Regions from separate parts of the Homo sapiens genome. Here region 2 is linked to region 1. A link is a loop called in an ENCODE intact Hi-C map of the cell type or tissue named here. Cell type or tissue: Caco-2. All regions are shown on one strand. Links, peaks and the distances in the headings refer to the core of each region. The heading gives the core; the rest is flanking DNA.

Region 1 (5,945 bases), core at 537-5,536:
ATTAAGGGGTTGGGAGAAGGGGAAACAAGCGGTAAATGGAAAATGTAGTTTCTGAGGAAAATTCCTGAGAACTCCCTCTGGAGAGACTGGGGAGTTACCCCTTCTTCTTCTCATTCTATGACTGGGTTTGTAACTGGGAGCTGGACTCAACCCATGCCGCATGAAGGCTGGATCATGCTCGGGAGTATCCCAGCCTCAGTCGAGCCCCTCTCTACCATCACCCCCACATATAAATAAAAACAATTTTCTTCTTTCCCATTTTGAATTGAAATGATTGTCCACTGGAGGATGTAAAAACTTTAACGAATACTAATAATCATTAAAAAATTGGTAACTACCTAAAGAACTTTAAATGATGTGGAAGACTGTATCATGCAAATCATAAAAATAATAATGTTCACAAATAATTTTTAATGACTTGGCAAAATGATCTAAACATAATATCAAAATCCTAAAGGTAGTCCACAAGACTATAAAGAAATCTAATCTCAAATTATTTTAGAAATGCAACTAAACAAAAGACTAGAAGAAAATATGACCAAATATTAATATTACAGATGGGTTTTATGGGTAACTGAACATATATCATTTTTCAATCAAAATAAGCAACAACATGAAATAATATATGGAATAGATGTAGTCATATATAGTTAGCATTCTATACATTTTTTGTTTTATACACACATACAACACTAATAAAATAAACAGTCATTTCTAAAACAAGTTAAAATTGGGCCAAGCATGGTGGCTCATGCCTCTAATCCCAGCAATTTGGGAGGCCAAGGCAGGCAGATCACTTGAGGTCAGGAGTTCAAGACCAACCCGGACAACATGGCAAAACCCCGTCTCTACTAAAAATACAAAAATTAGCTGGGCGTGGTGGCACATGCCTATAATTCCAGCTATTTCGGAGGCTGAGGCATGAGAATTCCTTGAACTTGGGAGGCAGAGGTTGCAGCGAGCCAAAGTCGTGCCACTGCACTCTAGCCTGGGTGACAGAGTAAGACTTTCTCTCAAAAAAAAAAATAAATAAATACAATAAGTTAAAATAATGACAGCTTATGGACACATGGTTCTTCAAAGTTTTTTAAAACTCTTTCAAATACATTATTTATTATTTTATCATCATAGTAATATATCAGACACACCAGATGAAGTATAATTATTTTTAGCAAACAAATGAAAAGAAAAAGAATTCAAATCAACAGGTATCAGGATATAAATAAAATATAAATCAGTGTTTAAGTAAGTTGAAACATTAAGAAACCTCTTCAAGATCCAATGAGCAGAGTTTAAAGTAAAACACTGGTTTCTATATTTCTTCTGGAGCTTATAAAACAACAAAATACAACAACAACAGAAAACAAAAACACAAGAATCAGGCATATCTCCCACCCATACAATATATTCCAAGCCGGTCTTAAATTCACATTATAAATAATGAAATGGCTATGAGTACATCTTCCATTTCAGTGTAAGTCACAAGCCTTAAGTAAGTTCTTAAAATGTGTTATTTATTCACATCTAAATCCTCTTACCTGCAGCAAGACATAAGCCTATGATGATCACTGTAATGACACCTAGGAAAATGGAGGTGATGATCATCCACAGTTTGCATCTTCCAACCACATTCTTATTACAGGAGCTCCAGGGGCTTTCCTTGTTAGCCTAGAAAGGCAGAGGGAGATTGTGAGGCAGTCATTGTGTTGCAACAGACAGTTCTGAATACCTAGGATGTGCCAGAGACACAGAAATGAAGGCAGCAAGACCCTGACCTTAGGGCAACACTCTACTGAATCAAGTTTTCAAAAAGAGAGATCAGAGGCAGAACAGAACCTCATCAAGAAGTTAGCAAGAAAATCCTCTGGGGGCTCTGAAGTGGGGAGGATAGGCAGGATTTTGAAAGATGGATTTTTGAAGGCATTCCAAACCCAGGAAAGAGCATCCAAAGTGTGGATTCGTAATGGAACCGGCCAGCAGACTAGCCTGCCGACTGGAATGTGGGTTTCAGAGGCAAATAATGAAAGTTAAGATTAGAGAGAGTGAAAGGCTGGGAGCACACTCAGAGGGTGTTGATAGCTGTCCCAGAATAGATTGGACTTAATTGGGTGTGCACTGGAAACTTGAAGGTTTTGAAACACCAGAGCCGAGTTGAAAATTAAGGGAAAATCATGTGTGGTTTAGAGTGGAAACACCAAGAAAAAGCTACAAGGCTACTGCTGTGGCCTAGGTTCTATGTAAAAAAGGGTTGGGAAGGGAAATGAAAGGACAGCTGCAAGAGACAACAGGAAATAAGCTGCAAAGCTGGAGTGAGAAGGCTGGAGTGAGGCAGAGGAGGGGTCAATGAAAACAAGTACAACTGCTATGGTTTATTGAGCACCAGCGTCATTTCACTTAACCCTAACAGCCCTTCAGGGTGTGCACTAGTCCATTTCAAAGACGCAATTCAGAGAGATGAGCCAGAACCAATCCCTGCTGTGTGTCTCCACAAAGCTCTCCAACTTTCCCTTTTGTCCACATCACTGTGCAGAGCTCCGGTTTATGAGGGTGTCACAGAGGGGCCCCCACCTTACCCTATATGGTCCCATGACTCTTCTCCTACTTCCCACTCCACCATTAGATAATTCTTTCATGGAGACCATGGGAAACAACAGAATACAATGGGGAAAAAATGTGTCTGTATCTAACACACTTGGATTCCAAACCAAGATATACCACTTAAAGGCAAGGTGGCTTTAAGCAAGCTACTGAAACTCATAGGCCCCAAAGTCCTCAGCTTTAAAATATATAAATAGTAAATTAGCTCACAGGACTGTTGCAAAAACTAGAGATAATGGACACAAAGCATCTGCTAAACAATTATTGGGAGTTCGGCCAAAGGGTGCAACTGCGCCTCAGTCATTCCTCAGCGTTCACCATCCCACAAAGCAGCAGCCGGCACTCGAGGAGACTCGCTCCTGACCGACACCTGGCCACCTGGCCTGCTTTCTCTCCCATTCTTTTTTTTTTTTTTCTTTTTTTCTTGAGATGGAGTCTCGCTCTGTCGCCCAGGCTGGAGTGCAGCAGCACGATCTCCGCTCACTGCAAGCTCCGCCTCCCGGGTTCACGCCATTCTCCTGCCTCAGCCTCCCGAGTAGCTGGGACTACAGGCGCCCGCCACCACGCCCGGCTAATTTTTTGTATATTTAGTAGAGACGGGGTTTCACTGTGTTAGCCAGGATGGTCTCGATCTCCTGACCTCGTGATCCTCCCGCCTCAACCTCCCAAAGTGCTGGGATTACAGGCATGAGCCACCGCGACTGGCCTTCTCTGCCATTCTTATTTTGGTGCTGGCCATCAGAAAACGAATCGGTCAGTCCACACTTGGACTGTATTTCCAACCTTCTCAATTAGAGGTGCCCAAGCCTGGCTGCACATCAGAATCACTGGGTAAGGATTTTAACTGACACATACCTAGGCCCCACCTGCACCTAGTGGACCAGATTGTAAGGGAGGTGGGAGGAGGCCATGGCAGACCTCTGGTCTGAGGCCTCCCACCTTTCGGGAGTTAGGTCAAATCTCCCCTTTGGTGGAAGCCTCCCTCCCCACCTGCCCTTAGTGAGATCTTCCAATACCTGAGCTGTCCACATAGCCCATCTGCTGTTGCCACTGACTGCCCTGTCCGGTTTCAGGTTCAAAAACAAACAGAGCCTGGCCTTATCTTCCTGCGTAAACTGAAACCACATAGAGGAGGGGTGCTCTTAAACTGCCCTGTTCTTATATTCCACACCTGTGCCTTCTACAAGTAATATACATTTAACGATTGTGGGCTGTTTAGTTGTAGAGGCCTCCCAGAAATTTTAAGAATGGACTTTGAGAAAATCTAGATGAGGGGACAAATGTTGGATTTCCCAAGTGCACTTTACACTGACTCTGAGGCCTAGCCTGTCAGAGGTGCGAGGGGAGCACTTAAAGGCCCTAGGGATATCTTGACAGAGGAAATCCCTCTTGAGTTAAGTGCATTTCTGGAATCCAGGGATAGGGTCACCTCTCATCCCCACTCAAAACCTGCAGAACTGCTTCAAAGCCAGGGGAAGCCACACGGGAAAAAGACATCCCAGTACAAAGAATCTTCAGTTTCTCAGGGGACAGAAACATCTCCCCATTTACAGAGCTCCTGAGGCCAAAGCCCTGGTGCTATTTTCAGCCCTCATAAAAGGCAGCTGGGACCCATAAAGATTAGCACAAAAGGAAATATCTAGTTTCAAATGAGCCATAGAATGAGTGTCAATGCACCTCCTTGGCCTCTCATGCCTTTATTTATGCTGTCCCTTAGAGATCACAAATTAGGACTCTGGTGTGTTGAAAAAAACCACTAATTACTCTATGACTTCCTGGAGGAACTCAGCTTAAAATTTTACAGCCGTCATCTATAGGAAATGCCTCTTCCTGTAGCCTAGTGCCCTCACTGACCTGTCCTCAGCTCTAAGAGGAAGACCGCTGAGCGCTATCCCTTACATGATTAATATTCACAGACTTTATGTCATTATAAAATGGTCTGTCACAACAAAAAATAAAAATAAAAAAATAGCCAGACATGACGGTTTACACCTGTGGTCCCAGATACTGAGGAGTCTGAGGTGGGAGGATCGCTTGAGCCCAAGAGGTCAAGGCTGCAGTGAGCTATGAGCATACTACTGCACTCCAGCCTGGGTGGCAGGAGTGAGACTCTCTCAAATGAAAAAAAAAAAAAAAAAAAAAGCACATGAAACTGTCAGACACTCCCAGCCAAACAATAGACTGTACAGTGCTTCTCAGCTGTCTGCCCATTAGAATCAGCTGAGGAATTAGTATCTTTTAGAAGTAACGCCCGGAGATTCCAATGTGCCCTGAGGGTGAAGAGCCTGTGACACAGTAGGTGTGTGCTACCTGTGCCATCTGAGTCTTGCCTCAAAACTGGATCATGAAGACACACTGCCTTCTTCACTGGCTTCATCTCTCTTGCCCAAATTCTAGATCGTGAGGAGAGGCCACACATAGATTCTTCTGCAAGGTGCCTTCCGGAGATATTTGCAACTGCATCTTACATTCTATTATTGTTTTACATGGCTTAATAATTTACATTTGCAATCTGCATCTTATATTCTGTGATCATATTATATGGCTCAAGAATTTTCAGGGCTTTCCTATGAACATTCCCCGGATATTTACATCCGTCTTTAGATAAAGGTCTAAATACATGACACAGGATCCTGCAACAGTGGCAGGATACCTATCTCTTACATCTAAAAAGCCTTTCTTCTTTTTGACTCAATCAGAAGCAGATATTATATAGATCAGGGAAAATTTTCTTACAGGTAGGAAACTCTTCATAATACTCATTGTGGGATTTAATCCACTTGTTTGATCCAAGCACAAAAGAGCCAGTTGATTCTTGTCCTAAACTGAACAACACGTGGCAATGGAGCTAATTTTTAGCTAGCTCATTGAAATAAATCTTTTTTTTTTTTTTTTTTTTTGAGACGAAGTTTCACTCTTGTTGCCCAGGCTGGAGTGCAGTGGCGTGATCTGGGCTCACCACGACCTCCGCCTCCCAGGTTCAAGCGAGTCTCCTGCCTCAGCCTTCCTGAGTAGCTAGGATTACAGGCATGCGCCACCACACCCGGCTAATTTTGTATTTTTTTTAGTAGAGACGGGGTTTCTCCATGTTGGTCAGGCTGGTCTCGAACTCCCAACCTCAGATGATCCACCTGCCTTGGCCTCCCAAAGTGCTGGGATTACAGGCGTGAGCCGCTGTACCCGGCCTGAAATAAATCTTACCTGCCTCAAAACTATCAATTTACTGGTTTGTTATTATTCAAATGATGTTGCCATCTCTTAAAATGCCTCTGGGATTTCTATTTGAAAACTGAGCCCCTGTAATAAGCCATAAAAGAAAACCAGCCTCACTCTATTACCCATAATTT
Region 2 (5,472 bases), core at 1-5,000, 100 kb after region 1:
CATTAGTTTACATACCAACTAAACATGTGATACTAGTTAACTATAGTTGAGAGCTTATCAATTAAGTCATCAATAGTGTAAACAAGAAGTTGAATGTCTGCTTTTTCCCTCATTCGGTGATCACTGTGTTTTCGGAGGATGACATCCACATCTGTGCTGAGTACTCGATCGGCAACCTGCATTGATGTATGCCAAGGTACAATGTCATCCTTCATGCCATGGAGCAATCTTATGGGGCAGTTCACAGGAATTGGGCTATGTAACAAGCAGTGATGTTCAGCTTCTTTAATGAAACTGTACTGAACGTTATAAACTCCTTCTTCAGAGTATTTTGATGGCATGCTCCACACACCTTTCATCTCTACTTCCTTTTTTAGCTATTGGAAAAAGAAAGAAAAATAAAAGTATTTGTGACTTTAGGCAACATTAACACATGCAATAGTTTTAAGTAATCTAATGAAAGCAGTTCTTGAATAAGAGGATAGAGATAACAAAAGTATAACAATAATAATTATCAATAATTACTACATGCAAGGTACTGTGATGGGTATTTTATACATATTATTCCATAAGATTCTGATAATAATTCTGTTATTATTCTATTTTTATAAAAGAGGATATTATGGTTTAGATAAATGAAATACTGTGTGCAACAGTTCAGGGCTAGGCTACTAACTGTTATGGCTAAGACTCAAACTTAAATTTAAATTTATTTAATTTTATCATACACTATCTCAAATCAGATGTTGCTTCACCCCAACTGAAAAGAAAAATGAAGAGGGAGAAAAGCACTACAATTTCTTGGAATCAGTCCAGGTATCATTCATATTTAAATAAAATCAAATCTTAGAATAAACATTGTTTAGATTTCAAAATTGTAAACCTAAAAGTGCTTATAAGTAGCTAAAATGGATATGGCATAGGGAAAGAAGAGAAAGAATCAAACACAGAACTAAGAATAAAAAAATAAGAGTAATTACATTGTAACAATCATACACATACTCATGCAATTTTAGGCTGAATGTAAAGAAATATAGTTTTTCCTTCCAGAGTCCTATAAAAGAGAAAAAATTTGATTTTTGTTCTGGATGACAAAGAAGTCTTCCACATACTTCCTGAAAGCCAAACAATAATATCTGTATATTTATTCCCTTAAAATGAAATATACATGTCCTTTGACTTTTTGAGAACTCTTATTTTTTATATAATTTATCTTAATTTTTCTAAAAAAATTAGAATTTTGTATAATGAGTAACATGCAGTCATTATAGAAAACATAAAAATAATTAAAGAAATAAATCACCCATAATCCTATCTTATGGAGAGAAAAACCATTAATATATGGCTTATTTCCTTCCAATATTTGTCTATATGTGTTTTGGTTTTTGTGTAATATGTAAAATACATACATATTACACATTCATATACAGTTTTCTATGCTGTTTATTTAGTACATATATTTCTGGGTTTAAAAAATTCTATGAAAAGGTTTTAAATGCTGCACAGCAGTCCACCATAATTGACTTAATTAGTTTGACCATCTCATACTGTGGTATTGTCATGAACACTTTTGAGCATAAAAGTTTATTTATATATAATAGATTATTGGAAAGATGATCACAGCTTAAAACTAAAACAAAAATCAAGCTATGAATAGTTTCAAGACTGTTACAATCATATAATATTAAGGGCATTTCTAGAAAAATGGAATGGACATCTTATCAAAAATTTTAAAAAATAAGGAAAGAAAAGCTACACATATTTGAAAAATTTAAAGTTTCAACAAATATACTATGATTTTCCCATGTTTAAAATTGTTAATTTATTGCAAATGTAAAAAGGAAAACAAGAACTTAAAAAATATGTATGACATAATATAATCTATATGTACTTAGGCTTTAATGTATTTTTAATTCCAAAAAGACTTAATAATTCAGTAAAAAAAAAACTGTACTTCTAAATATGTCTCCAAATGATTTAAAATTAATGAAATTCTACAAAACTATAAAATGTATATAAATCTATATCAATATCATGGCATTCTCTGTATTAAAACAACATATGAACCAAATATTTAAAGTAAAGATGACATTTAGCTATCCTCAAGCTACTCAGGATTGTTTCTGAATTTGTAAATACTTCAGCAGATAGAACTTAGTCCCACTGGTTATTAGCTGAAGTGGAGGCTTTGCTAATTAAGGCGACACTGAATTAATAATAGTTTCATTTTAAGCATCCCTGGCCCCCAACTAGCTCTGCTACCTGCCACTGAATTGAATGAAAATGGTCCATCTGAAGAACAAAGTTAACTTTATAAAATGTTGTATGTCTCAAGTCCTCAAGAACAAAAAGTTCAGAAACAGCAAAGACATTACCCAAAGAAAATGTACAATATATTAAGTTCTACATCAACAAAACTTATCAAGGCAATGTGGTTCAGAAGCTTACATTCCCAACAGCTGTGCATCATGTCTGAGGCCCTCTAGTGTCCAAAGAAGGTGATAATGATTAGAGTCAGTTAAAGAGGATGGTCAAGTTCTTAGAGAAGAAATGAGAAATGCTGGGCTTACTATTCCCAGGGTTATAAAAGATAGTAAAAATCTCCACATCTGCTCCGTTGACATTGTTAGGGCTAGCTGTTTATGTGGAGAAGAGATAGCGGTCTTAGTGTTGGTGCTCTTTCCTTATACATGCTTTTAAGTTAACCAAGGGCTCAACATGCTTCTGTTAACAACTGCTTATCTGAGTAAGTATTAGCAAAAAATGCCTTGATTTGCAGATTATAAATCTTCTCAATTAGAAAGTATCTACCCTATGCTCACTCTGACTGATGTGAACACACACACACGCAGAGAAATGTACATGGCCAGGCACAGTGGCTTGTGTCTCTAATCTCAGCACTTTGGGGGTCCAAGGCAGGAGAATCTCTTGAGCCTAGGAGTTCAAGACCGGCCTGGGCAACATGGCGAGACCCCATCGCTACAAAAAATACAAAAATCAGCCAGGCATAGTGGTGTGCACTTGTGGTCCCAGCTACTCAGGAGGCTGAGGTGGGAGGATCTCTTGAGTCTGAGGGGTCAAGGCTGCAGTAAGCAATGACTGCACCACTGCACTCCAGCCTGGGCAACAGAGATACCCTAAAAACCCCCCCAAATAAAAACAAAACCAAAACAAATGTACACAGGTTTTGTCATTTACCAATAATTACAAAATACAATAAACCCCCAACCCCCAAAAATCAACTCCTTTTCAATCTGCTATGTCTTTGAGATAATTTCCTACCCAAGAAGCGCTGTATTATTGAGTTAAGAGGATGGAGCAAGGAGTCCACATTTAGATCCACAAAATGTCAAAGGTGGGAAAAACATGAAGACATTGAGCAACTATGTATGAGAAACCACCAAGAAAGTGAACAAAATTCAGAAACAGGAGATAAGTTCAAGGAAGACCAGCTTTGTAATTTCAGCTCTGATAGGAAATAATATGAGAAACCTGAATACACACACAATGCTATTTCTTAAGGAGCTTAAAACAACGTGAACTAAGAATGAACTTAGTTAATATATGGCACAGGTATTAATGCAGAACTTGAGGCAAATCAATGACATTCTACTATTCAACACTGCATACGTTTTTTCTTCTTTTTTTTTAAATTTCTGAACCTCCTTCTCCTCTTCCCCCATTCTCTAAAGCATTGTTCTCAAACTTTACAAGAGGTTTGTTAAAACACAGACTGCTGGGCCATACCCCCAGTTTCTGATTCAGGGTAAAACCCAAGAATTTGGGTTTCTAACAAGTTCTCAGGTGCTGCTGCTGCTGCTAGCCTAGGGACCATATTTTTTAACTACTGCTCTGTTTTCTTTAATTTCTGTGTCTCTGTCACTCTGACTGACAATATCTGTCTGGAGAGTTCTGTTGGGAGGAACTGAGGCTGCTTTTAGGCTAAAACAAAGACAGTCAGCTCTCCATATTCATGGTTTCTGCATCCATGGATTCAACTAACTTTGTATCAAAAATATCTGGAAAAAAAAGGTTACCTCTGTATTGAACGTGTACAGTCTTTTTTTCTTGTCCGTATTCCCTAAACGATACAGTATAGCAACAATTTACATAGCGCTTACATTGTACTAGGTATTTTAAGTAATCTGGCAATGATTTAGATTATACAAGATTATGTGCAAATACTACACCATTTTTTTTCTCAGAGACTTGACCATCTGTGGATTTTGGTATCCATGGGAGGTCTTGGAAGCAATCCCCTTCAGATACCAAGGGATGACTGCAGTTTCAGTTCATTAGCCCACTCTAACATAGTCATAAGAACAGGCACTACTCCCCATATGCCACAAAGTAAGAGGACCAAAAGGAGATCACGATGTATGATTCAAATAAGTAAATGTAATAATAAAGAAAATGTGGCTAAAAAAAAAGAAACTTCAAAGTGTGATATTGTTAATGTGTCTCAAATATTTGGCAGAATGATTTGAAGAGACTATGAAGAAACGAAATCTTAAACAAGATGACAAATAGTTAAAGATAGAAAAGAGGTTGTGTACAGAAAGGCAGCTAAGACAAAAGTTGGGCCAGCACAGTAAGTCAAAGGAATTATTGTTTTCTGTCCCCCCTTCCCTCAAAGAAAGAGGGAGCAGAAGAAGTATAAGCGGTAAATATATTGAGGTGGCAAAAGTGACTTTTGACTTACCTCAACAGGAAGCTGATTAAACTTTGTCACTAAGGTATCTGCAGCTGTAGCTACACCAATAAGAGCCACGACCTTCTCTGGTCGTGCAATTGCAGCATGAAGCATAAGCCACCCTCCAAGGCTAGATCCAACAAGAATCTAAAAATAAAATAAAATAAAACATTAGGTCTTTAAGATAGAACAGGTTATAAACATAAAACAAAATATGTACAATAAAAAATTAGAAAGTAAAAATAGAATCATTTTAAATCAAATATCAAAATGGATTAAACATTTAAATTAAATAAAAACATTTTCATATCTAAAGAAACAGCTTAGGCCGGGTGTGGTGGCTCACGCCTGTAATCCCAGCACTTTGGGAGGCCCAGGCGGGCGGATCACGAGGTCAGGAGATCGAGACCATCCTGGCCAACACGGTGAAACCCCATCTCTACTAAAAATACGAACAATTAGCCGGGCGTGGTGGCGGGTGCCTGTAGTCCCAGCTACCTGGGAGGCTGAGGCAGGAGGATGCCGTGAACCCGGGAGGCAGAGCTTGCAGTGAGCCAAGATTGCGCCACTGCACTCCAGGCTGGGTGACAGCACGAGACTCCATCTCAAAAAACAAAACAAAACAAAACAAACAGCTTAAATACGAGGTTACAGTAATTATCATCATACTTAACAAAACAGTCACCTGTGGCCCATCAGCTAAGTCATCAATTATAGAAAGAACATCTTTTCTCCATTTCCCCAGTGTGCTTTCCTCTGAGTTACCATCTGAACTTCCA

What was found. Hi-C counts contacts between places; a loop is a spot of excess contacts. Peaks named below come from ENCODE experiments on the same cell type or tissue, not always from the same donor. Only the 100,000 strongest peaks of a DNase experiment are listed, where the experiment ranks them.
Region 2: it touches region 1 in a loop (4-fold over the local background); 6 of 110 quality-filtered maps call a loop at or near these places.

Annotation. Positions count from the first base shown.
Region 1 is chr3:112,089,083-112,095,027 of GRCh38, reverse strand. C3orf52 (chromosome 3 open reading frame 52) reads right to left here. Exons shown (of 6, transcript NM_024616.3): 2 at 1,539-1,668. Among named protein-coding and RNA genes, the nearest start is that of C3orf52, 5.7 kb to the right of the region's middle. In Caco-2, for the core only: no CTCF peak of the experiment used is centred there; DNase peaks (open chromatin) are centred at 3,647 and 4,037.
Region 2 is chr3:111,986,282-111,991,753 of GRCh38, reverse strand. ABHD10 (abhydrolase domain containing 10, depalmitoylase) reads right to left here. Exons shown (of 5, transcript NM_018394.4): 3 at 5,379-5,472; 4 at 4,703-4,840; 5 at 1-377. The coding sequence ends at 33. Among named protein-coding and RNA genes, the nearest start is that of TAGLN3, 9.9 kb to the left of the region's middle. RefSeq lists enhancers at 4,747-5,246, 5,247-5,472. In Caco-2, for the core only: a CTCF peak has its summit at 2,473 (motif pointing left); no DNase peak of the experiment used is centred there.